3 separate regions of the Mus musculus genome follow, and regions 1 and 2 are each linked to region 3. Evidence: chromatin loops called from intact Hi-C (ENCODE). Cell type or tissue: gastrocnemius. All regions are shown on one strand.

What was found. Peaks named below come from ENCODE experiments on the same cell type or tissue, not always from the same donor. Only the 100,000 strongest peaks of a DNase experiment are listed, where the experiment ranks them.
Region 1: it touches region 3 in a loop (5-fold over the local background); 2 of 42 quality-filtered maps call a loop at or near these places.
Region 2: a loop joins it to region 3, with 3 times the contacts of the local background. A loop is called at or near these places in 2 of 42 quality-filtered maps.

Annotation. Positions count from the first base shown.
Region 1 is chr2:120,460,743-120,468,742 of GRCm38, reverse strand. Ganc (glucosidase, alpha; neutral C) reads right to left here. Exons shown (of 24, transcript NM_172672.2): 24 at 7,877-8,000. Capn3 (calpain 3) reads right to left here and starts at 5,150. Exons shown (of 24, transcript NM_007601.3): 1 at 4,562-5,150. The coding sequence starts at 4,870. It overlaps 4931402G19Rik (RIKEN cDNA 4931402G19 gene), which reads left to right. Exons shown (of 5, transcript NR_040608.1): 2 at 4,434-4,548. In gastrocnemius, no CTCF peak of the experiment used is centred here; a DNase peak (open chromatin) is centred at 4,472; H3K4me3 peaks cover 6,152 bases; H3K27ac peaks cover 8,000 bases.
Region 2 is chr2:120,563,179-120,571,178 of GRCm38, reverse strand. It overlaps Zfp106 (zinc finger protein 106), which reads left to right and starts at 7,320. Exons shown (of 22, transcript NM_011743.3): 1 at 7,320-7,492. It overlaps Snap23 (synaptosomal-associated protein 23), which reads right to left and starts at 3,508. Exons shown (of 8, transcript NM_009222.3): 1 at 3,373-3,508. In gastrocnemius, no CTCF peak of the experiment used is centred here; DNase peaks (open chromatin) are centred at 3,526 and 7,342; H3K4me3 peaks cover 3,565 bases; H3K27ac peaks cover 3,440 bases.
Region 3 is chr2:120,400,655-120,408,654 of GRCm38, reverse strand. It overlaps Tmem87a (transmembrane protein 87A), which reads left to right and starts at 4,539. Exons shown (of 20, transcript NM_001110496.1): 1 at 4,539-4,750; 2 at 5,885-5,945. The coding sequence starts at 4,595. Ganc (glucosidase, alpha; neutral C) reads right to left here and starts at 4,759. Exons shown (of 24, transcript NM_172672.2): 1 at 3,596-4,759; 2 at 2,327-2,389. The coding sequence starts at 3,624. In gastrocnemius, no CTCF peak of the experiment used is centred here; DNase peaks (open chromatin) are centred at 4,489 and 4,775; H3K4me3 peaks cover 5,341 bases; H3K27ac peaks cover 5,931 bases.

The DNA.
Region 1 (8,000 bases), 60 kb before region 3:
AGAGGACACCACTGGATACCTTTACTGTTGTCTGGGTTGTAACCAGATGACTTCCCGCTAGACATGAAAAGCTTTCCAATATGGAAATTACAGCATGTGTGTGTGGAAGGAGAACTCCTTTGCCCTTCTGACTCTTCATGTCAGGAGGAAAGCCAACTACCTCAGACCTTTGACAGTTGTTCTTCAACATTTTGCTCCTGGACTTACATGGAGTGTTTAATAGCAGTTTTCATGCTGTACTGAGTGGCACTGTGGAGTGGCCAGGATGCTTCCCAAGTGTGAGAGGTCCTGGGGCATCCATGGAGACTCACACAGGTCTTCAACCCACAGCCTCTCAGTGGCAGGGTCTCCTCCTCTGTCTCCCCCACTCCAGAGCTCAGTGAAGCCTGGGCATTTTCTCTCACTTTGTTTTTCTCCATTCCAGAGCTTTCTAACACTGGCAAGCTGGCTCAGCACTGCCACTTCAAGACAGGATGCAGAGCAAGTCTGCCCTTTCCCAAAAGGTTACTGGTCTCAAGTATTTCACAGCTTCAGTGGCTGTTAGGCCATAGAGAATGGCAGGAGCAGTGTGTGTGTGTGTGTGTGTGTGTGTGTGTGTGCATGCACCTCAGGCTTTCCCTAGTCCAATTCCAGTGCAGTCTACCTTTCACTCTTGTTATATATCAACCAGCTGATCCTTTTCTTTCCTTTTTCCCTTTAGAAAACAATCATGTTTGCCTCCTTTAAGAAAAGCACTCAGGCTGGGCAGTGGTGGCGCACACCTTTGATCCCAGCACTTGGGAGGCAGAGGCAGGCAGATTTCTGAGTTTGAGGCCAGCCTGGTCTACAAAGTGAGTTCCAGGACTGCCAGGACTACACAGAGAAACCTTGTCTCAAAAAACCAAAAACCAAAAACCAAAAAAAAAAAAAAAAAAAGCACCCTGTATTTTGTTGTTGTTAACTTGTTTTTGTTTGTATTTAAGTGACAAGATCCTCATATTGCCCAGGTTGGCCTCAAACTTGAGAGTGTCAGCAGCCCTCCTGCCTCAGCTTCCTCAGTAGCTAGGAAGCCCCCTCGGTAGTAGTAGGCAGGTACCCACGAGCCTGGCTCAAGTACTCTTTATGTAATTATAATGCAGGCTGGAGAGATGGCTCATAGGTTAAAGAGCACATACTACTTTTGCAAAGGATGTGTGTTCAGTTATCAGGCAGCTTACAACAGCAACAGCCAGTGAGTCCATCTTCAGCTGCCTTCTTCTGGACTCTGCATGAACCTATAGTTATGGGATTACACACACACTCTCTCTCTCTCTCTCTCTCTCTCTCTCTCTCTCTCTCTCTCTTTCTCCCTCTCTCTCCCTCTCTCTTTCTCCCTCTCTCTCATTCTCCCATTTGTGTTTCCTCTTGACAGAACATTTCTGCTATGGTAAGGATTCAGAGAGGAAGTACATCTGCTAAAGACATGCAAACAATCAGACAAATTCTCTCAGGAACAAGACTCCTGATGCCCAGAGTGTATTTAGCTGTTGTTTGCATTCCTGTAATAACTGCCTTGGGGCTGGGGATGAGTTACTTCAGCCCAGATAGTGAAGATCCTGGAAGGGGCATAAGGATGGCAGGAAGCCTGCAGGTCACACAGAGAGCAGCAGAATCTAGCCAAGGTGGCTGAATTCATGCTGGTGGGCAAGAGTCTCATGAGTCTCTTTTCCCACCCACTGCAGTACTTCCCTCATATTTCCCTCCACAGTGCTGAAGCCACAGTTGATCTTACACCACCAGGCTTCCTTCCAAAGTGCTTGGTGGGGTGAGGGGATGGCCATTACCCGCTATGGACTTGGAGATCAAGCAATGCTAGGCTGAACACCTCAACTCGGTAACACATGGTTGTTGATTAGTGGCAGCTTAGGAAACTCATTTAAACGTCACCTTTGGAGCCTAATTCAAGAAATGTCCAGTTATGGTAATAAGCAGTAGGTCTCCTGAATGGAGGACTGAGGGGCTTCTGTCTGACTGGAGGCTTCCTTCAGGCACAGGTGTCAGCAGCTAGGGAACTAGCGAGGTGAAGGAGTGAAGGTTAGACAGTTGGGCAGAGCAAATTTAGCTGGATGTGGGCTTAAAACACTAACAGCAGGCAGCAGGGAGTAGATATGCCAGCGAAACGAAGCCCTCATCTCCTCCTTTTCCTCATAGGACATGCTTCTTCATACTCTAAGGCCTGACAGAGGTTACTATATCCAAGGAAATGTTTGGGAGAACAAATGTTTCCAAGAAGGGTTATATTTTAGAAAGTTCTGGAGCCATTTCAATATACATAAGTTCTTTGCACTTTCTGGGTCATAATCATGTAAAGCGAAGGGTTTGGATAACACTTCCCTGACCCGTTCCAACTCTGCCCACCTCTAAACCCATTTTAGAATGTTAATACAAGTATGTCCTGACCTTTAATTTTATATGTACATATGTATGTGTGCCTGAGTGCATGAATGTGTGCTGGTGCCTGCAGAGATCACAAGAGGCACTGGATCCCTGGGAATTGGAGTCTCACAGCTGTGAGCCACCACATGTAGGTGCTGGGAACCAAACACACGTTCTCTTCAAGAGCAGGAAGTGCTCTTAATCACTGAGTCATCTCTCCAACCCACTGATCTTAACCATGGAGGGACAAATGGCATTTTAACCAAGATGGTTTGAAAATTCAGGATCTTTGTTGTTGGTGGTGGTGAGAGGGGAAGAATATCAAACAGCCAGGTCTCTTGGAGCATACTGGTCCATATGAGCTCATAGACCAGTCACTGCCACAGAACATTGCAGATTTGCAAATCTAGCTTTTAGGTTCAAAGCCACCAGTGATTTTAGTAAAAACAGTGTTTGTAGGTTTTGGTCCCTTTGCCCCTTGAGTACAATTAGACAAAGCTTCTAGGGGTTCCCTACTTTGGAAGGCAGGGCTGTCCTGGGTAGACCCTTAGATGTGGGTATTCATTTGCTACCAGCATCTGTATCTTATTATGTTCAGAATATGTACAGGGTCTACGAATGACCACAAACAGACCCTGCTCTCAGCACCAGGAGAGGTGAGAGAAGTTGAGGGAAGTGACATTGAAGTAGAGAATGCAAGGCAGAGCCAATCAACCAAACCCTAGTAGGGCACTGCAGCCAGATGTTCCACTGCAGCCAGATGTTCCGCTACAGCATTTAGAGAAGAGAGTGAAGGTGAGAGGTCAGGCACGGGTCTGCTTGAGAAGGGCTGTGCTCAGTGAGGCAGTTTGAACTTATGCTGCAGGTAGTGGGGGCTGAGCGGGGTGGGGGGGCACAGTGTGTCTAAGCGCATTGCTTGGGTTGTCCACCTTGGCTTGGGACCTCACACATGTTAGGTGTGTGCTGAGCTACACCCAGCCTACTGCAGCCTGCTCTTCTAAGCTGAGGACATTCATGACAGCCATGGATGGGACTTACCAAAGGACAGCAGAAGGGGACAGGAGACAGCTCTAGTTAGTAAATAGAGAAAAACATGGCCAATGAATCCTGTGAAGAGCCCAGCATCACTTCTTTGTGAAAGGTTTCTCACCCCTGACCTGGCCTGCTCTCTTTGATCCCATCCACTCTGTGATGACAGAGTCCTGGTGACCACTGGACCTAAATGTCCACATTCTCCTCAAGACTCTAGTCTTCGCAACAGTGTAAGTTGTGGTCTCTTGTTCACAACACTCCTCCTAGTAACTTGCCCAGTATGTGAAGCTAGTGGACCTGCAACATCTATTTCTCCCTCTTTTCTGTGATTATTTTTTCTCTCTTCCCCTTTTTATGTTTATTTACTGACTGGTTAGCAGTGCCAGAGATTGCACAAGCGGCCTCTGACATGCTAAGTAGAACTCTACCACTAAGTGTTACTCCTAGCCCCAGATTGTTTTGTGACTAAAATGTTTCTTGTTTCAAAAACAAGAGTCACATTGGAGGCACTATGAGAGAAGGGAGCCAGGGAAACATAATTTCCCTTCTGGTGGGTCCCTAGCAAGCAGGGTTTCATTCAGGTTCTGTCATATGCTCAGTCTATTGCTGGGTTTTGGCATCCTAATTTATGCAGTGAGGTATAAAGGCAAAAATTCTTCTAGTCTCAATGTTATGTTATAAAAAGTAGTCTTTGCCTCTCTCCTCTTTCCCTGGCTTCTGTGTTTCAGAAATCCACGGTCCCTGGCAAATGTCCAAAACAAAAAGAACAGCATCTCATGATTTTAGCCTGAGAAATGGAAGACGTCTCAATATAGTGAGGCAGAGAGTATAGCTCTGGCCACCGTGGCACTGATTCTGGGGAAAGGATGGCCATTTTAAAGATAAATTTAGGATCTAATTACTTTCATGAACAGCAGAAAGCGAGAAAGTGTGAGAGAAGCAGCCCTGACCCTGTCCTCTTAGACTTTCTTAGACTTGACCCTGTCCTCTCCTTTTTGCACTTGCAGCCAGAGCCCTGGCCCCTGCCAGGATCCTTCCCCGTGTCCATGTGCCCAGCTGTGCTTGGGGAGGTGCTGAGTGGGAGGACGTCTCTGAAGCAAACTCCAGCCAGCTACAAAACCAGTAAGCTACTCACCGGAGGTCTCTTCCAGACGAACTGGATGGGGAACTTCTGACTGTAAAAGAGAGAGGTCTCATCCGGTGGGAACTCGGGGTCTAGATAAAGAACTTTCTTCTCTAGGCACTTCCTGCGGAGCTGCTCAAATGTCTTCTCTTTCACACCGATGATCGGAAAATTGCGGCTAATGATGGCCGAATAGATGCCACTTGGGTGTCCACCTCCAGCCTCGGTGGTCTTGCCTTGAGCTGGGTGAGGAACTGGCCCTGGGGACCTGGGCTCAGCCCCCGTCCTTGGGGCCACAGTTGGACTAATAACAGTTGGCATGGCAGGCAACTTTGGAAGGAAGACTTTTTAAAGAAAATGAGATTCAGCTACCTTCAAGGAAAGGAAGTGATTACAAAGCTGAAGTTGAAGTGATTCTGTCATCTGAGGAAAAAAATGGCCACAGTCTCTTCAAAGTTTAAATCCTATCAGAAAACTGACTGGCTTCTGACCAGCTCAAATAGTGAACTATGACCCTAGAGCGATAGGTTTTCCTGAGGAAGAGTCAATAAAGGATTTAGACGCAGTTTCTACCTAGTGGCCTTCAGCAGCGCACTTGCCAGAGGGAGAAGAAGAGAGTGAGGGTTGTGTTTCAGTGGCCTGTAGAAGCTTAAGCCAGGAAAACTAAAAATAGACATGAAGTGAGGTTGTGATCATGAAAGCCACAGACTGGTGCGTGGCTAGACTGAGTGGTCGCGAAGGACCTAGCTGGAGGTATTTCTGCATTGACATTAAGAACTCGGCTTGTCAAGAAGTGAGAGTGTCTGAGACAGCTGAACACCAGAAATCAGCAAAGTGTGTAAAGGACTAGGCAGTCATGCAGGCTACTGAAGCAGCAGCCGCTGGATACATGGAAAACAGTATTTTAGAGCCAGTATCTTTTCTAGAATGTTCTGGAGTCGGCTTTCAGTCCAACTGGGTAGAAAATGCCACTCAGCAGAATTTCCAGTCAAGGAAATTCCTCTCTTCATGCCCACTGGACACACTGAGATCAAGTCGACTACATAATGTGTATCCTAGTAGATTGTTGACTAGATCATTTAGCTACACCACATCAGCATCCAGACAGAACTGGAAATAGAGCCAGGGTAGTGTCAAGTCCTTAGATGTCGTGTCTAGTGAAGACTCAGGGCTTTTAAATGGAAACCAAAGTGGCCTGGGGGAGGGAGCTGATGGCCCGGCTTCTGTTTTTGTTTGTTTGTTTGTTTGTTTTGTTTTTGTTTTTGTTTTACCATGGTAGTTGCTCTCTGGGTCATAATGAAATGGCTATATCTGATATCTGGCAGAGTAGAGGCTTGACCCAGCTTGCAGCTGTGCCTGTTCCTAAGTGACCATCCCTATAGATCCAAGTTTAGAAGACAGGAAAGGGTGGGAGATGACAGCTGAAATGGGGGCATAGGGCAGGAAAGATGGCTCAGTGGTAAAGCACTTGCTGTGTAAGTGTAGGGATTTGAGCTCCCACTTAAAACTAGGTGCAGTAGAATGTTTGCCATTCCAGAGCATCCACAGTGAGATGGGAGGCACAGGCAGGAAAAGCTGTAGAGGCATGGGCAGGTTGTTGGCCTATGCAGCAGAAAACAACAAAAAGACCGCGTTTCACCATGTCTCAAATAAGGTGGAAGGCAAGGACCAACACCCCAGGCTGTCCTCCTCTGTGTGGCATGGCACACGTGATCATGTGGATGCCTATACTCACACACACAAACATGTACACACATATATATATATACATGTCTCTCTCTCTCTCTCTCTCTCTCTCTCTCTCTCACACACACACATACACACACAATGAAAGAGAGCATGGGCTCATAATTCCTGGCAGTGTAACTTGAAGGAACCCTATGACTCAGCTATTGGAATCACCAGTTTATCTTCCTGTCCCTCCAAGAAAATGCTCAAGGTATCTTCTACTCCTGAAGAAGAACAGAGTTGCGCAGTCTCTGAAGGTTGACTGTCGAGGATCAAAGTCTAGGTTGACGTCTGCTGGCTGTGACTGTGTAGCTTTAGCCTCGTTACCTTTCTTCCTCTGAGCCAGTCTTCTCTCGTGTAAAGTGGGTTTGATAGTCATTCTGTTGTTGGGTTGGTGTAAGGATTAAACAAGTAAACTCATGTGATGCATTTAAAATGCTGTTAGGGTGTCCTAAGCACTCAGCAAGAGGTTAGAAAGAAGACTGAATTTAATATTCCTTTGGGGTTAGGTTGGGTCGAATGACCATTCTTACAGTGTCAATCAGCTATCTATCACTATAACAAGATGAATGAGATAACCAACTTATATAGACAAAAGGGCATTTTGGCTCACAGTTTTAGAGTCTTTAGCCCTTATAAATTAGCTCCATTCTTCTGCGCCTGCAAAGAGGCAGAGCATCATGGGAGAATCTTGTGGCAAAGCAAAAGCATCTACCCCATGACCAGGAAGCAAACAAAGAGGAAAAGCAAAGACCATGACCAAAAGCAGCTTGTAGAAGAGTTTATTTTGGCTCATGTTGCACAGGGAGAGTCCATGACAGCAAGGAAGACATTGCGGCACGTGCTGAAGTGGGAGGCCGAGAGAGATCACATCTCAACAGCACACAGGAAGCAGAGCAAGCAAATAGAAAACCGAGTGAGGCTATCACCCAAAGCCTGCCACGGACGACATACTTCCTCTAGCAAAGATGTACCCCCTAAGAGTTTCATAACCTCCCCTCACGGTGCCACCAACTGGGGACCTTCTGTTCAAACAGATGAGCCTATGGGGGGCAGGCGTTTTCATTCACACTGCCACAGTGGTATGACAGGTGTGAGAGGAATGTCACATGATCTTAAGGAGGATACACTCTAGTAGGGAAATACACAGTCCTGCTTGAAATACTAAGGCACATCCCTGAGGATGCAAAGTAGGGTACAATTATTTGTGGGGCAGCCTTTCAGAGAAAGACAAAATCACTGCCAGTGGGTACTCGGAGGTTGGGGGTGTCAGGTTAGAAATTTTCATGGAGAAGTAGGGCTTGGGTTGGGTCTGGAAGGATGGTAAGATCTCTATGGGTGGAGGCAAGGGACAGTATTGAGGCTAAGGAAAGAGAAGGCAGAACGGTGGCAGTTGAAAGTAGGTAGTAAGTGTAGTGAGAGGCTCTGATGCTGAGGAGCTGAGAGCACCCCAACAACAGCAGCAGCAGACAGCAGGAGCCTCCAGAGTCTCCAGAGCTATTCGAGCCCATGCCAAGCCATATTGGAGCCCAATGCGAAAGGAAGAGGCAGTAATACTGAGGTGTCTTTATTTAGAACCTTTTGTTAAGCCTGTAAGGGTTTTTTTTTTTTTTTTGGCATTCATTTTGATTTTTAAAGACAGAGTATTGGAATACTACTCCTTTTGGTTATTGGTCGTGCCTAAGACAAGTGCCAATCCCTGTGCTATTCTAGTCCCAGCCCT
Region 2 (8,000 bases), 160 kb before region 3:
GTAAAAATGAACTAAGACAGAAGCTGTCTTAGTTCTACTATTTAGACCATGATAGTTTCAAATCAGTCTGGGACCTCAAAATGGCTCAAGGGAAAAAGTGCCTGAAGCCAAGCCTGAATTTGAACCCTGGTATCCTCACGATAGAATGAAAGAAAGGACTCTTGCAAGCTCTCCTGACAGCCATATGTGTGCACACCCTCCCCCCCTACACACAAAAATGATAATTAAAATATAAAACAAACAACAACAAATACCCAGCAATACTCCTGCCTCTGGCTGCCAAATGTTAGGATAACAGGCAAAAGCTGACATGTTTTCAAATTTGGACCATTGCTTACTTAACTTTTATATGTTAGTTTCTTTTTCTTTTCTTTTCTTTTTTTTTTGCCTCTTTTTTAAATTAGATATTTTCTTTATTTACATTTCAAATGCTATCCGGAAAGTTCCCTATACCCTCTCCCCGCCCTGCTCCCCTATCCACCCACTCCCACTTCTTGGCCCTGGCATTGCCCTGTACTAGGGTATATAAAGTTTACAAGACCAAGGGGCCTCTCTTCCCACTGATGGCCAACTAGGCCGCCATCTGCTACATATGCAGCTAGAGACACAAGCTCTGGGGATACTGGTTAGTTCATATTGTTGTTCCACCTATAGGGTTGCAGACCCCTCCAGCTCCTTGGGTGCTTTCTCTAGCTCCTCCATTGGGGGCCCTGTGTTCCATCCTATAGATGACTGTGAGCATCCACTTCTGTATTTGCCAGGCACTGGCATAGCCTCACACGAGACAGCTATATCAGAGTCCTTTCAGCAAAACCTTGCTAGCGTATGCAATAGTGTCTGGGTTTGGTGGCTGATTATGGGATGGATCCCTATATTTTAGTTTCTTAATTGAATAAGAGTAATCATGCTTAAATCCAGTAAATATTACATGGTTCATTCATGCAAAATATAACAGCACCTATCCCTAGGAGAGCAGCTCTCAGAGGAAAGCGTAAGTAGCATGCAGGAGGGAACCTAGGTTTAATCTTCAAGTACCAAATGCCAAAACAAAACAGTGCCTAGAACAGTGTTCAATATGGTTTATATGTATGTGTATGTATGTATGTATGTATGTATGTGTGTGTGTGTGTGTGTGTGTATATATATATATATATATATATATATATATATATATTCATTTTGTCCTGGTCTAAACAGTACCAGCTTCTATCTTTTTTTGTTTGTTTTTTTTTTTTTTTTCGAGACAGGGTTTCTCTGTGTAGTCCTGGCTGTCCTGGAACTCACCCTGTAGACCAGGCTGGCCTCGAACTCAGAAATCTGCCAGCCTCTGCCTCCCGAGTGCTGGGATTAAAGGCGTGCGTTACCACCGCCCGGCACCAGCTTCTATCTTAGTTCATTTTTACTATTCCTGGAACAAAGGACCATGAACATGGCAACTTACACAAGAAACCATTTATCCGACCATCATGGCCAAGGAGCACAGAAGCAAGCAGAGGGAGCTTGAGCAATAGCTGAGAGCTCAGATCTCTCAACCACCAGGTTGAGAGAACTAACTGGGAGACATATATTTAATATAGGTCTATTGTTTAATTGTTGTTTTGAGATGAGGTTTCATGAGGTTGCTGAGGCTGGCTTATATAACCCCGTCTCAGAAGTATTAAATATGTGATTATGGAGCACTGTCCTCAGAGCATAAATAAGCATTACCATCTTAATCAGAACAACTGGAATTACTCACAAAAGACTCTCAGGATTGGGGCCTGTTGACAGAGGACAGGGTGTCACTAGATACTCACCTGGGACTCCAGCTACCCACTCCCAATTCTGGCCCAGTCTCACTTGGTTTTATGGTTGCTACAATGTAGAAAGGAGACCCCACCCCCAACAAGAAGCCACCTAAAAAGCAAAATGAAACAAGAAGTCCTGCTAAGAATGATAATTATTTAAGGTACAGGCAAAGTTTAATCATTTAACTTACTTTAATATGGCCTGTCCCAGAAGCATGGTAAGAAAGTGTTTCCAATTTGCTATTATCTACTTGAATGTATTCTTTCGCATAACCTCTCACCAAAAGAACAAATAACAAGTGCTCAGGGAATTCCTTGGGCATCAACTTTGCCAGTAACAGAAATACTAACTTTTCTTACTTTGTCATGAAACAGCTTTCACAAATTTGAACTTCAAAGGACTTAAGCTTTGTGTGTGTGTGTGTGTGTGTGTGTGTGTGTGTGTGTGTGTGTGTGTGTGTGTGCATGCCTTTAATTTCAGCACTTGAGAGACTGAGGCAAGCAGATCTCTGAATTCCAGGCCAGCCTGAGCTACATAGTGAGATCATGTCTTTTAAAAAAAAAATGCTTTAACAAGTAATGCCTCATTGGACCAAACTGACCTCGAACTCACAGATATCCATCTGCCTCTGTCTCCTAAGTACTGGGACTAAAGGTGTGCACCACTACTGCCCAGGGCCTCACAGAATTTATGCATAGTATTTTCCAAGAAAAAGAAGAACGTGAGAAGGATCTATTTTACCTTGCTATGACTGAACTACTAGCATTTTACCAGGATATCTCAAAACCCTCTTAAAAGGCAGCAGGGCAAATGAAGTTATTTCGATCCTTAAAAAATATCTTCAAGTAAGAAACTATACTATTTTCACAAGTAAGATACTTATTTTCTTCAAGTAAGAAACTATACTATTTTCTGAGAACACTTGTCAAAAGCTGCCAGTTTCTAAACTCTTCTGCAATCCCATCCGTGCCCCCAGCCCAAACCTACCCAAATGACAAACAGCAAAAAGGAAAGATCTTTTTCCTCAACTCGGTTGTTTTTCGCTTCCTCTACCGCCAGTTTGCTTTTCCAAATAGTGCAGTGACTAATGATTAAGGACGAAGGAAAGAAGTGTAACAGTACTTTAAAATACTTTCCTCACACACAAACCGAATTGAGGAAAAAAAAAATCATCTTTTGACTGACCATATTCTTGGCGCTTTCCCACGGGGAAGCCTCAAGATAAGCAGGGAATTTCCTAGACAGTGGAGCCTGCAACGCCAGGACCCTCGGGGTCATTCTTCTAACAACCATTTCAGAACTATGTGTTCATTAGGGCCACCAGCCAGACAGTCTGTTAATACTAACGAGAAACATCGTGAGGCTGAAGGTGAGGGACGAGGAGCCGAACCACCCAAGTCCAGGGCACCACCATAGCGCCTCCCTTCCTGCGAGGGCTCGCGCTGGTCGCCAACGCCTGGCGATCTCCTTCTCGGCCCAATCCACCAAGGACTGGCCGGAGCTCTCTTCTCCCCTCAAGTCCGACCCCCAAAACGTTGGACCACCACCACCACCACCCTTTTTCTCCTTGGGATATCATCCTACCTGTCCCGCTGACTAGTTCCCTCAGCTACTTTCCAGAAGCCTCACCCGGCGGCTCCGGCCACTCCTCTCCAGCCTCCACAGTTCTCGGACTCTAGAAGATCGGACAGGGTGCGCGCTCCCTCGCGCGCATGCGCCCGGAGGACTTGTGCGCCTGCGCAGTCGCAGGGCGCCGCGGGGCAGACACACCTCTACCACTGGAGCCAATCGCCGCGGAGAGGGTGTTAAATCTCCTGCCACGCAGGCGGAGATCCTGGGAAGTCACCCGTTAACCCTACAGATTCTCCCCGGGAGGAGTTCTTCCAACTATCATCCCTGAAGGCAGCCTTGCACGGGACGCTTTAGTGTTTGAAAGACTAGGAAAAACTCGCGACTGCCAAAGTCTACAGGGTGTTTTGGCCCGTTTAAACCAGGGAAATAGATGCGTAAATACCTTTCAGTTAACAGAATACGGTCACAGGAATTCCGAAGCAGCTTTGGCCAACAATGAACAAAACATTTATTTTGAGGAATGTCTGAAGGATTGACACAGGAAGTTACTCTTAAAGTCACGAAGGATATGATAAGTAGGAGTACTTCGGAAGTCTACGAGATAAAGAGTTTTCCAGGCAGTGGGAACAACAACAACAACGCAGCGCCTTCTGGAAGTTTCTTGTTAGAAGTTTAAGAGTTCGCTTTCTGAGACAAAAGAAAATGTGAAGACGTGGTAGCTCACATTGTGTAATCCTCAGGCTATCAGAAACTGAGGCTGGAGGATCACTTGACCTCTGGAATGTAAAGCCAAACTGATAACTTAGTGAGATCCTATTTCAGAGTACAGTCTATCACTGGGTTGGGGGGGAGAATGGAAGAGCCCTTTTAGCCCCGAGACCACCGCCATCAGGGCTGAGGATCAAGCTAGATCTTTAAAGGTCTTGTAAAATTTGGAATAATAAACCTAGGATTCGTTTTATACCCATTGAGTTACTGAAGGATTTTAAACAACTTGCCCCAAAAATTCTTCCAAGCATCTCTAAGAGTAAAGCAAAACAAATAAATAATATATAAATAAAAATATATATAAATAAATAAAAAGCTGGCAATATAGGGAATAAAAACTATTTCATAGAAATAGCCTCTTCTTAAGAGATAGAAGAAGTCTGAGAAATATCATTTGAATTTAATACCAAGGGATTGGTGATAGTTGACAGACATTGCAATAGTTTGGAGAAGAGAGAGACATGGGGACATTATAAAATGCTTTTGGAAACTTTGGCTTTTGTCAGAGGAAAAGGAAGAATAATGTATCTTATTCGTTTTTATTTTGTTAGGATGAAGACAGGAGGAAAAAAAAAAACCCAGATGAGAGAAACAGTTGAATTAAAAAAAAAATCAAGGGTGAGGTTGAGTAAAGATCGTGATTGGGTTAGAGCTTCAGTAGTCAAACCTCAGATGAGAGTTGGTGGTGTACACCGACAATCCTGGCACCAAAGGGGATCTTTGTGAGTTTGAAGCCAGCCCAGTTTACAAAGTAATTCTTTGTCTCAAAAGTAAATAAATAAAATTATGGGCTGGAAAGGTAGCTGTTCTTCCACAGGACATAAACTCAGTTTCCAACACCCACCTGGTAGGTAGCTCACGACTATCTGTAATTCCAGTTCCAGGGGATCCAAACCTTCCTCTGGCTTCCACAGGCACATATACAAGGATGGTACACAGACAATCATGCAGGCTAAATACCCATACAAATAAAATATAATAAAAAAAATCAATACTGATAGGAGGTTTAGATAGTGGTTAAAACCCATAATCTCAGCATCAGGAGGTGGAGAGGCAGATTAGAAATACAAAATCATCACCGACTATGACAATATAGTGATGTTGAGGTTAACATTAGCAACCAGAGACCCTGCCTCAAACAATAAAGCCGAGAGGGCTGAGGCTGCCAAGAAGGCTCAGCAAATAAAGCACTAGTTCTCAAGCCTAAGGGCCTCGTTGATTTTGATCCCTAATTTTGATTCCATATAGTTGCAGGTCCTCTGACTTCTCTATATGAGCACTGGGTGAAGCATGTTGCCATACACACACACACAAATACATAGATATACATATATATAAAACCCAAGACACTAAGCAGAAAGGAACATTCATGGAAGAGAGACTAACCCTCACAGAGTTGGGGGAAGGAGGAGTATTCTCAATGATAATGACAAAATTTATTTGTAAGCCTGTATGTTTAGAAACAGGAAGTTAACTTTTCTGGGAAGTCAGAAACGGACCCTTTGCTGATTAGAAAAGTGGCTGCAACTTTAAGGAAATTGAGAAGCGTTGGGGTGTTGTAGAATGTGATAGACAGAGATAAGCACTATTAAGGCCTGTAGCAATGAACTCAGAAGTTTGTTTTGTTAGTCTTTCTTAAATCATTTCTTGAGGGCAGGGAGAGAGAAAATATATGGCTGAATACAGTTAGGATTGGGATAATTGCATATGTATCAAAAGATGGCCTAGTCGGCCATCACTGGAAAGAGAGGCCCATTGGACACACAAACTTTATATGCCCCAGAACAGGGGAACGCCAGGGCCAAAAAGGGGGAGTGGGCGGGTAGGGGAATGGGGGTGGGTGGGTATGGGGGACTTTTGGTATAGCATTGGAAATGTAAATGAGCTAAATACCTAATAAAAAATGGAAAGAAAAAAAAAGGATTGGGATAATTATGGATGTAATACTGTAGTTCTCAATTAGGGACATTTTTTGCCCTCCAGGGGGACACTGGGCAGGGTCTAGAGAGTTGGGGGAACATTATCTTAGAATGCACTAGACAGCAACTGGTAACAGTTATCTGCTTCAAACTGTAAATGTTGCCTGGCATGGTGGCGCGTGCCTTTAATCCCAGCACTTGGGAGGCAGAGGAAGGCGGATTTCTGAGTTCAAGGCCAGCCTGGTCTACAAAGTGAGATCCAGGATAGCCAGGGCTACACAGAGAAACCCTGTCTCGAAAAACAAACAAACAAACAAACAAACAAACAAAACAAAGCAAAGCAAAGCAAAAACAAAAACAAAAACCTGTCAATGTTGTGAAATCCTGGTCTATGGTTATTTTGGTCCTCACTTATATTGGCATTTCTTGAACTATGTCTCTGAACTTAGAGCAAAGCACTTCTGTATGTAATCTCCCTTAAAGGGGAAGTAGAAAAAGCAGCCTAGCAGACCTTAAATGCTTTAAGGACTTGTGATGTCACAAATACACAATTGGAAGAATTCCCTAAACCTTTAGAAGGAATCTGGATTTACACATAAATGAAGGTAGCTGTTTATTTTGATTTGAGGCTTTAACGTATTTATTTATTTATTTAGGTTTTTCGACAAAGGGTTTCTCTGTGTAGCCCTGGCTGTCCTGGAACTCATTCTGTAGACCAGGCTGGCCTAGAACTCAGAAATCTGCCTGCCTCTGCCTCCCAAGTGCTGGGGTTAAAGGTGTGCGCCATCACTGCCTGGCTAGGCTAAGATTTAAATTGAGTTCTGTCCTTTGTTGAAACAGTATCACATTGTAGCCCAGGAACTATGTAACAGCTTTGCCTAGCCTTGAACTCCCGTTACACTCTGCTCTCAACCTCCAGAAGCAGAGGTGAGCTACCATGCCTAACTTGGAATCTATCTGTTCCAAAGTTTCACAAGGAAGGAATAGTTTTGAAATGTAGTCAAGACACTGCCACAGCTTATGGTGGAGGGCTTAGAAAGTAGGGGAAGTCCAGAAAGAGCTTGGAAAATGGGGAAAACAAACAAACAAACAAACAAACCAAGAAAAAGAAGGTGCAGCCAATTGGTTTGTGCAAAAGACCTATCTGGGCTCTTCATCCTTTTTGAGTAAGGCCACTTGTCTGGTGTCCGTTGTTCACTTCTTATGTTCAAATAAAGCTAGATGGTTGAAAAGGGCGGATGGAGTGGGAGGGGAGAGGGAGCGTGCTGAGTTGCGTGCGCCTGCGCGCTTGCGCGATGGTGGTAGTAGCGGCGGCGGCGGCGGCGTCAGTGCCCGGCGGGGAGCGGGTCCCGGGCCGCCGCCGGACCGGAGGCTAAGGGGGCGTCTGGGAGCTCCCTCGCCGGGTCCTCGGCGGCCAGATGGCGTAGGAAGGTCGGGCTGTGAGTGTGAGTAAGGAGGATGCGGCCTGGTTGGGCGTATCGGAGCCCGAGGGTCTGCCCCCTGGACAGGTGGTGGAGCTGCGCCTGCATGCGACCACGCTACGATGCCCCTTCTGACCTGTGTGGGTTTAGGGTTTATTGGCGAGCGGTGCGTCTGGCTTCTGGGCACAGATTCCAGCAAGGGCAATCCGATTCTGTTCGCAACCCAGACTGGACGCGTGGCTCCAGGTTTTTGACCTTTGGGGCAGGCCCTGACCTCTGTCGGCATGGGGTCTAGTCTAGGAGGAATCTCAGCCTTAGTTTAAAAGCTGTAGGTTTCAGGCCAGGGCCATCTCTAGCCTTCCGAGACTAACAGTGTCGCCTCTTTTTCCTGCTTTTGAGGACTCTACTTGTGGGATGCGTCTTAGCAATGTAGTAGCAACTAGTGGAACGGTATGTGTCCATTTAATATTTAGTACGATTTTGGTGCGTAGTGTGGAGAGGAGATTATTGCACCGCCTCCCGTTTCAGTCTG
Region 3 (8,000 bases):
AATATACATGGAAGCTGAACAATGCCCTACTCAATGAAAAGTTGGTTAAGGAAGAAATAAAGAAATTAGACTTTAATGAAATGAAGGCACAACATACCCAAACTTATGGACACAATGAAAGCAGTGCTAAGAGGAAAACTCATAGCTCTGAGTGCCTCCATAAAGAAACTGGAGAGAGCATAGCAGTTTAACAGCACACCTGAAATTCCTAGAACAAAAAGAAGCAAATACACCCAAGAGGTGTAGACAGCGGAAATAATCAAACCAAGGCTGAAACCAACCAAGTAGAAACAAAAAGAACTATAAAAAGAATCAACAAAACCAGGAGCTGGTTCTTTGAGAAAATCAACAAGATAGATACCCTTAGCCAGACTAACCAGAGGGCACAGAGGCAGTATCCAAATTAACAAAATCAGAAATGGAAAGGAGTGAGTTCGAAGCCAGCCTGGTCTACAGAGTGAGTTCCAGGACAGCCAGAACTATACAGAGAAACCCTGTCTCAAAGAGAGAGAGAGAGAGAGAGAGAGAGAGAGAGAGAGAGAGAGAGAGAGAGAGAGAGAGAGAGAGAGAGAGAGAGAGAGATAACAACAGAAACTGGGGAAAATTAAAAAAATCATCAGATCCTACCTCAAAAGTCTGTATTCAACAAAACTGGAAAATCTGGATGAAATGGACAAGTTTCTAGACAGATACCACATAACAAAGTTAAATCAGGATCAGATTAACCATCCAAATAGTCCCATAACCCTTAAAGAAATAAAAGCAGTCATTAAAAGTCTCCCAATGAAAAAAAAAGCCCAGGACCAGCTGGGTTTAATGTAGAATTCTATCAGACCTTCAAAGAAGACCTAATACCAATACTCTTCAAACTATTCCACAAAATAGAACGGAACACTACCCAATTTGTTCTGTGAAGCCACAGTTAGACTGATACCAAAACCACACAAAGACCCAACAAAGAAAGAGAACTTCACCAATTTCCCTTATGAATATCAATGCAAAAATACTCAACAAAATTCTCACAAACTAAATCCAAGGACACATCAAAATGATCATTCACCATGATCAAGTAGGCTTCATCCCAGGGGTGCAGGGATGGTTCAATATACAGAAATCCATTAATGTAATCCACTATATAAACAAACTGAAAGAAAAGAAACTGTACTACAGAGCAATAATGATAAAAACTGCATGGTATTGTACAGTGACAGGCAGGTAGATCAATGGAATAGAACTGAAGACCCAGAAATGAACTCACACAAATGGTCACTTGATCTTTGACAAAGGAGTGAAAACCATCCAGTGGAAAAAAGACAGCATTTCCAACAAATGGTGCTGGTTCAACTGGCATCAACGTATAGAAGAATGCAAATAGATCCATTCTTATCTCCCTGTACAAGGCTCAAGTCCAAGTGGATCAAGGACCTCCACATTGTTTTTTAGTCTCAAATAGCCTCATAGAATGTTAAAGTAAGTATAAAAGACCCCTACAGAGGGAGATCTATCAATAGTCAACACATTTCAAGATTATTTACTCTTCAATCCAATAGCTGAATTCTTAGAAATCCTGCTTCTGTTGTTGTTTTGCTCTTGTTTTTCTTCAGTGCTAAGGATCAGGCCCAGAGCCTTGCACATAAGGAAGTGCTCTATGGCTGAACCACATTTCCAGCTCCACTCCTAGAAAACCATATTACAAATCACTCGTGTGTATAGGAAATGACATGCACAGCTCTTCATATGGTGGAACTCTCATAGCAAAAGATTAAGAAGAAACAACAGCCCAAGACTGTAACAAGTGGAACTGGAACCCAATAAATTATAATGCGTCTATCCAGTGGGATACTGTGAGCAGAGAGGAAAATCTCCAAGTCCTGAAGCAGAAGCTTTCCAGACTAAGATACAAAGCAGACAGTGAGGGGGCACAGAACAATGTATATGCGAATTTATTTGTAGGTATAAACAAAGAGGTGATATAAGAATATATAGTTACAAAGAACACTGGAAGAATACATAAGACATGAATAAATATGCTTATTTAAAGGGAGAAGAGAACTAGGATGAAAAAGCAGAGGTAGGAGTAATAATTTTAATCTATTTCTTTCTATGTGAGTTTCAAATCAACTAAGTTAATTATCTTTGAGAGGACACACATTTAAAATTATTTAAAAGTACTTAGGATTTTAAAATAAAACACAATTTAAATAATTGAATAGTAAATATTAGATTTCCTAGAGAGTATGACCTTATCCCCTCAGTTCTCAAAAGCCTAGTGGGAATAATTTGGGAATTCTGTAGAGAATTCCTTCTGGGTGAAGTATTTACTTACCTGTAGAATGCAATCTTGCCACAGTCTTTGAAAATAGTTTTATCCACTGCTTCATCTTCAACACTAAATCAGAAGACATTTTAAAGAAATATATTTTACATAAGAATTGTGAGCTCAATTTTTGTACCTTCCCTAATGATGGTACAAATGTTTGGAACTTATTCTGTACCCAAAACTGTGTCACTGCTGTAACATAAGACTTCATGGGGTGACAGAATGTGAGCTGCAGAACAATATCCTTTTGTAAAACTACCAACATGAATTACAAAATAGTTTCATAGGCGTGGTCTGAAGGCTATGGGAAAGGAGGAAGGCACTTTTAAGATAATAGCCACAACACCAAAACCTGAACTCTCAACCAAGCCAAACAAGCAACTTACTCTCCTATTTAAAGAGCAAAATATTTTCAGGACATATACTTCCAGAGAGTTTAGACCTGAAGACACAGTGTACCTAAATGTTCTATTAAAGTCTAACATACAACTGCAAGATAAGGCTCCGAATCCTTTTAAAAAAAGATATGTGCAGGTGCCAGAGTCAGAATAGAAACAAATACAGAAGAAGGAAAAACTGCTAAGAGGATTCCAACAATCTATAGGTTAATATTCTTTAACATCAAGTTTCCAGAACTGTATCTGGAATAAAATGTAAGAAGATATACATTACTACTATTTATATGTATTTTGACTAGCCTTTCTCTGGTTAAAACAACTATAAGCTATAAGGGGGTTGGAGGGTGAGGAGCACTCGCTTTGGTGAAGAGGTGTGGCTTTCTGCACCTGCAGTTAGTGAGTTCATGATTTTGAAAGAAGCTAAACTATAAAAACAGGTCGGGAGAGATAAAACACACCTAGTCATGCCAAGAAACTTTTATAGTGAAAAAAGAAAAAAAAAGAATAAGAAAAAAAAGAAAGAAATACCCTCATTAAACTCTGGTTTGGCACCGTTTATTTTAATCCAGTGTGCAAACATGAGGAGACCTTGCTGTCTTCCGTTTCCAGTTGAATGAGCCTTGGGGAGGGGCAGCCCGCTCAAAAATCCATTTAAGAGTTTGGAAGGCAACCTTTCCACTGTTAAACTTATCTAATCCTCCTGAAAGTACTTTATGAGAGGTTAGCTATTAACATTACCCAAATCCCCGCAGAACCAATAAAGAACGATGAAGCAAATAGCAAGCATTCAAGGAAGTGCTTTAAAACCTAAGTGAAGCCATCAAAGCTAGAAGGTTGTTTTTGGAGTCCGTTCTTGGGGGGAGCAATTGCCCTTTACCTGATTTCCTCTTTCTCAGCTGCTTCCATGGCACAAGGATGTTAACTCTGCCTGACTCCTAACTCTCAGGCCACAGTCTCAGGCGATCTTTAAAAAAACGGTGACAAGCAGGCTTGCTAAATTATAACCCGTACTTCATCACAGTCAAGAGTCCCCTTCGGGCAGAAGCCAATCTTAATTTTTTTTCATCTGGTATTATCTCAAGCGTAAACCAGCGTCTTTACAGGGATAAAGTACTTGGTAAATATTTCTAGGTTGAGAGTGGCTGATGAACTTTGCTTTTATTGGCGGAGATGTGCTCGCTGCCCTAGAGGTTAAAATCTAAGAGTGTGAGAAACAGGAAGCACCACCAATAAGGGTCAGTCTTAGTGGCTGTCACTCTACAATACCGAAAGCTGACCTGATCTCTCCTCACTTTTAGTTTCGAATGGGGAGTACAGTCTGGATCACTGCTGGACGCTGATGTCGCCTGTCAAACTATGCTGCAGCTGCCCCACAGTCTTTCAGGGTCAAAAGGGACTTTGGAGCTAATGAATCGTTTCTACTTCAGCCCCGTCACATTCCAGGCTCTGTTGCCACAGCTCGACAGCCAGAGAACTCAGTACTTGATGTCAATCATGCATCCAGTGTGCGCGCTTCTACAGACGTCTGGCCTGCGCCTGACCTTGACTTGGAAAGGATGAGGGGCGGGAAGAAGCAGGAAAAGCAAAGCCTTGGCCGCTGCACTGAGTTCCTTTAAGGGCTGGAAGAACAGAGGGAAGCACTAGACCTCAAAACTCTGCTAGTTCACCTCCAGGCCACGATCGCAGGGAAACAGGAGGACGCCTGCGCAGTAGACTCAAAGTTTCTGGGGCGCTCTGAGCGTCTGTGGGAAGAAGCACAGTTTCAAGGACCCGGATAATCCCGCCCACAAAGTAGCGCCGGAAGAGGGTGGGACGAGCCGGAAGAAGGCGGAACTACCTAGCCGGAAGAAGGCTCAATACTTTGGGTAGGCGCTTCATGGCTGTGAAGATGGCGGTGGCTGCGTGGCTTCAGGTGTCTCCTGTTATTTTTCTTCTTTTAGGGGCGCAGCCGTTCCCATTATCGTTTCTTGGTGCAGGTCCGGCACCCGTGTTTGCTGCAGATAGATCGAAGTGGCACATTCCGATGCCGTCGGTGAGTGTTGGGGTCGCTACTGAGCCTGAAGGGGGTAAGAGGTGGGGCTACGGTGGCCCAAGGGGTCCAGGAAGATTTCTGGAAAGTCGGGTTCCCAAAGTGAGTGGAATACCCAGAGCGTCCGTGTAGCTGCCGACGGGATCCCACCTGCCCTGAGCTGAGAGCTGAGCTATTTGCTGTAGGCGAGGAGTGTCAGGGGCCAAGCGTGTTCTTACCGGGAAAGTAACAGAACTTTAAGCATGGAACAGGAGAGAAACTTAATACACAGGGAGAGATAGTAGTTTCTCTTTCAGCTAGAATGTTACAAAATCCAGTACTAGGGCTGGATGAAAGGGAGATGTGAATAGAAGTCTTTATTTTTAACTCGTGTGTGTGTGTTTGTAAAAATAGTCCTACGGATGAAGGGTTTTGATTTGGTTTAAACTTGGAAACGTCTTTTGTGATTAGGGGACTTGGAGATTCAAAAATGCATTTTAACATGGGAATAGCCAAAACGAAACAATTCTAAAATGTTGTGTAGTAAGGATAGTCTTTTGTTTGGATAGTTAACTGATAAGTCGACCCATTTTAGAATCTCGTTTGACTTAGTACAGTACTTTGAACCAGAAAAACCAGATTTTGGTGAGAACTGCTTTAAAAACCATTAGCCATTTCGTTGACCTTTTTGCCTTTTTTTTTTTTTTGTCCTGTTCACTGTACATTTATATGGCAAATATTACAGGTTGTATTCATGTTGGTAAAGGGTTTTGGGCTTTGAGTTGTAGTTTTCTGTTTGTTACTGAAATGATTAATAGTTAAGTCCTTTTACATGTAAAAGTAAAACTGCTGAAAGTTTATTCAAAAGTCGGTTGTTCTGAGGGATGATTCGTGAGTAAAAAAGGAACTGTCCAGCTCAAGCCACTTTGAAGTTAGGTTGAAATTTGTAGCAGCCTCCCACTCAAGAGTCCCTGCTCTGTGGCCTGTAGGGAGCGGCAAGAGCCAATAGTTAGGATATGACTGACTTTCACTAAAGAAAATGTTGTTACTGTCTTTTTGATTAAGAAAATTTTGAATATTTTATAAATGTAGGTATTCATATTCTGCCTTGAAAATCGAAATGCCCTGATGTTAATTATCTTCCCTTTATCTTTTCAGGGGAAAGGTTATTTTAATTTTGGAAAGATTCTTTTCAGAAATACTACCATCTTACTGAAATGTGAGTTTCTAAACTTCATTGAGTTATTCGGATCTTTTAAACTTAGAAAATTATTCTCTACCCTAGTTTGCTTCTGTGTGCGCGCGCGCATTTGTGTGCATGTAGGAACATGTATGCATGTGTGTGAAGGTCAGAGGTCAGTTACTTGTGTCTTCCTCAGTTGCTGTCAGCCCTGTTTTTTGAGACAAGGACTCTCTCCTTGAACTTGGAGCTTGAGGTTTGGCTAGACTGGCTGACCAGCCAGCCTCAGGGATCTTCTTGCCCGCTTCTTTGGCACTGGAATTACAGGCATGGATTTTTACATGGATGCTAGGAATCTGAACTCAGGTGCTGATGCTTGCTGTGACAGGCAGGCATCTTACCAACAAAGCCATCTCCCTAGCCCCTTAATGTATTTTTAAGTCCAGAACTTTAATAACCTGGCACTGTTTAGATAAAAATATTTAATTTATAAGTCCTATCTGTGAGCAATATTCTGAGTACTTATATGAATTTTTATTGTCTTATTGTTTTTCAGTTTGCTGTTATGTATAGATACACTATTATATGTAGCTTATATTATATATTTGTATTACATACTTAATGTATACTTTATTGAATTCATATTGGCTGTATGTTATACAGTGTGTATGTATATTTATGTACATAAATTATATTTTTAATCATAGTTAAGTTGAATTATATTTAATTTTGTTTGTAGAGTGCTTACATCATTTTTAGATCTGTTCTGAGTCAGGACAAGATTTTGTGCTTGTGTGCTTGTTAGCTATTTACTGAAAACATGGCCCAAGATTGTGAGACCATTGACTAAGATACTCAGTATGTTTACCAAGGGAGTGTTTAACACTTCAAGGAACATTGAGTTCAAGGATATTACCAGGAAATAGGGACTGTATAGAAGAAAGCCAGTTTTTCTAGTGAGAGAAACAAAAGATCTGAAGCCAAACTGTGCTCTGTTTTTGAGATGGGGATAGTATTCTAGATCATCACTGTCATGTGACTTTGTTTGTTTGTTTGGAGACAGAGTTTTTCTCTGTAGCTTTGTGACTGTCTTGGAATTCACTCTGTACACCAGGCTAGCCTGGAACTCACCGAGATCCATCTATCTTTGCCCCTGCAAGTGCTGGGATTAAAGGTGGTGCACCACCACGGTCTACCAGGCTTCTCTGGTTTTTGAAATAGGTTCTTACTATGTAGCCCAAGGCCAGCCTTAGGTTCAGTTTCTCAAGTGCTAGGATTATTAGACATGAACTACTAAATCTTGGTTCATGTGTTTTGTTTTGTTTTGAGCATGCCTTTACCTTGAAAATGCAATTAAATTGGGTGATTGTATTCTTTAGTTTAATAAGTGGTTGTAAAATAACTTTTGTGTGCTGAGTACTTATAGGTACCAGAGAAGTGGTAGAAAAACTCTCTTCTGTCACTGGGCTTCCACTCCAGTGGGAGTGAAAGGAGCAGGTAAAATTCCTGTGAAGAATATACTCGTGATCCTTAGTTTTAATTGTCAACAGCACAACTCAGAGTAACTTGGGAAAAGAATCTCAATGAGGGGTTGTCTAGATCTGGTTGGTCAGTGGGTGTGTGTGTGGGATTGTGTTGATTATGTTAATCAGTGGGGGAAGTTCCAATCGAAATGTAAGCAGGGTTTGGGTCCTGAATTGTGTAGGAGAAATCTGAGTTGAACAGCATGAATGCATGCATTAATTCTCCCTCCGTGATTTGGGTGTGGATGTGATGTGATTAGCTGCCTCGAGTTCCTGCTGCCTTGACTTCACTCCAATGACTTTATACTAAAATAAACCCTTTCTTTCCCAAGTTATTTTTTGTCAGGATGTTTTTTCCAGCCACAGAAAAACACTTGGGATAATACCACATCTGTGAAAATGTCTCCTAATGACTTAAGTTGATTTGAACCAGTTTACTCTTGTCTTGTGAGGTTGGTTTTCTGGCTGTTACTCATAGCTGTGAGGAGTGGAAGCATGGAGTTGCTTAGCACAGCTTGAAGATTTGTGTTGTACTCCTCTATGTCTTTTCTAGTTTGTCTTTTTCTAATTT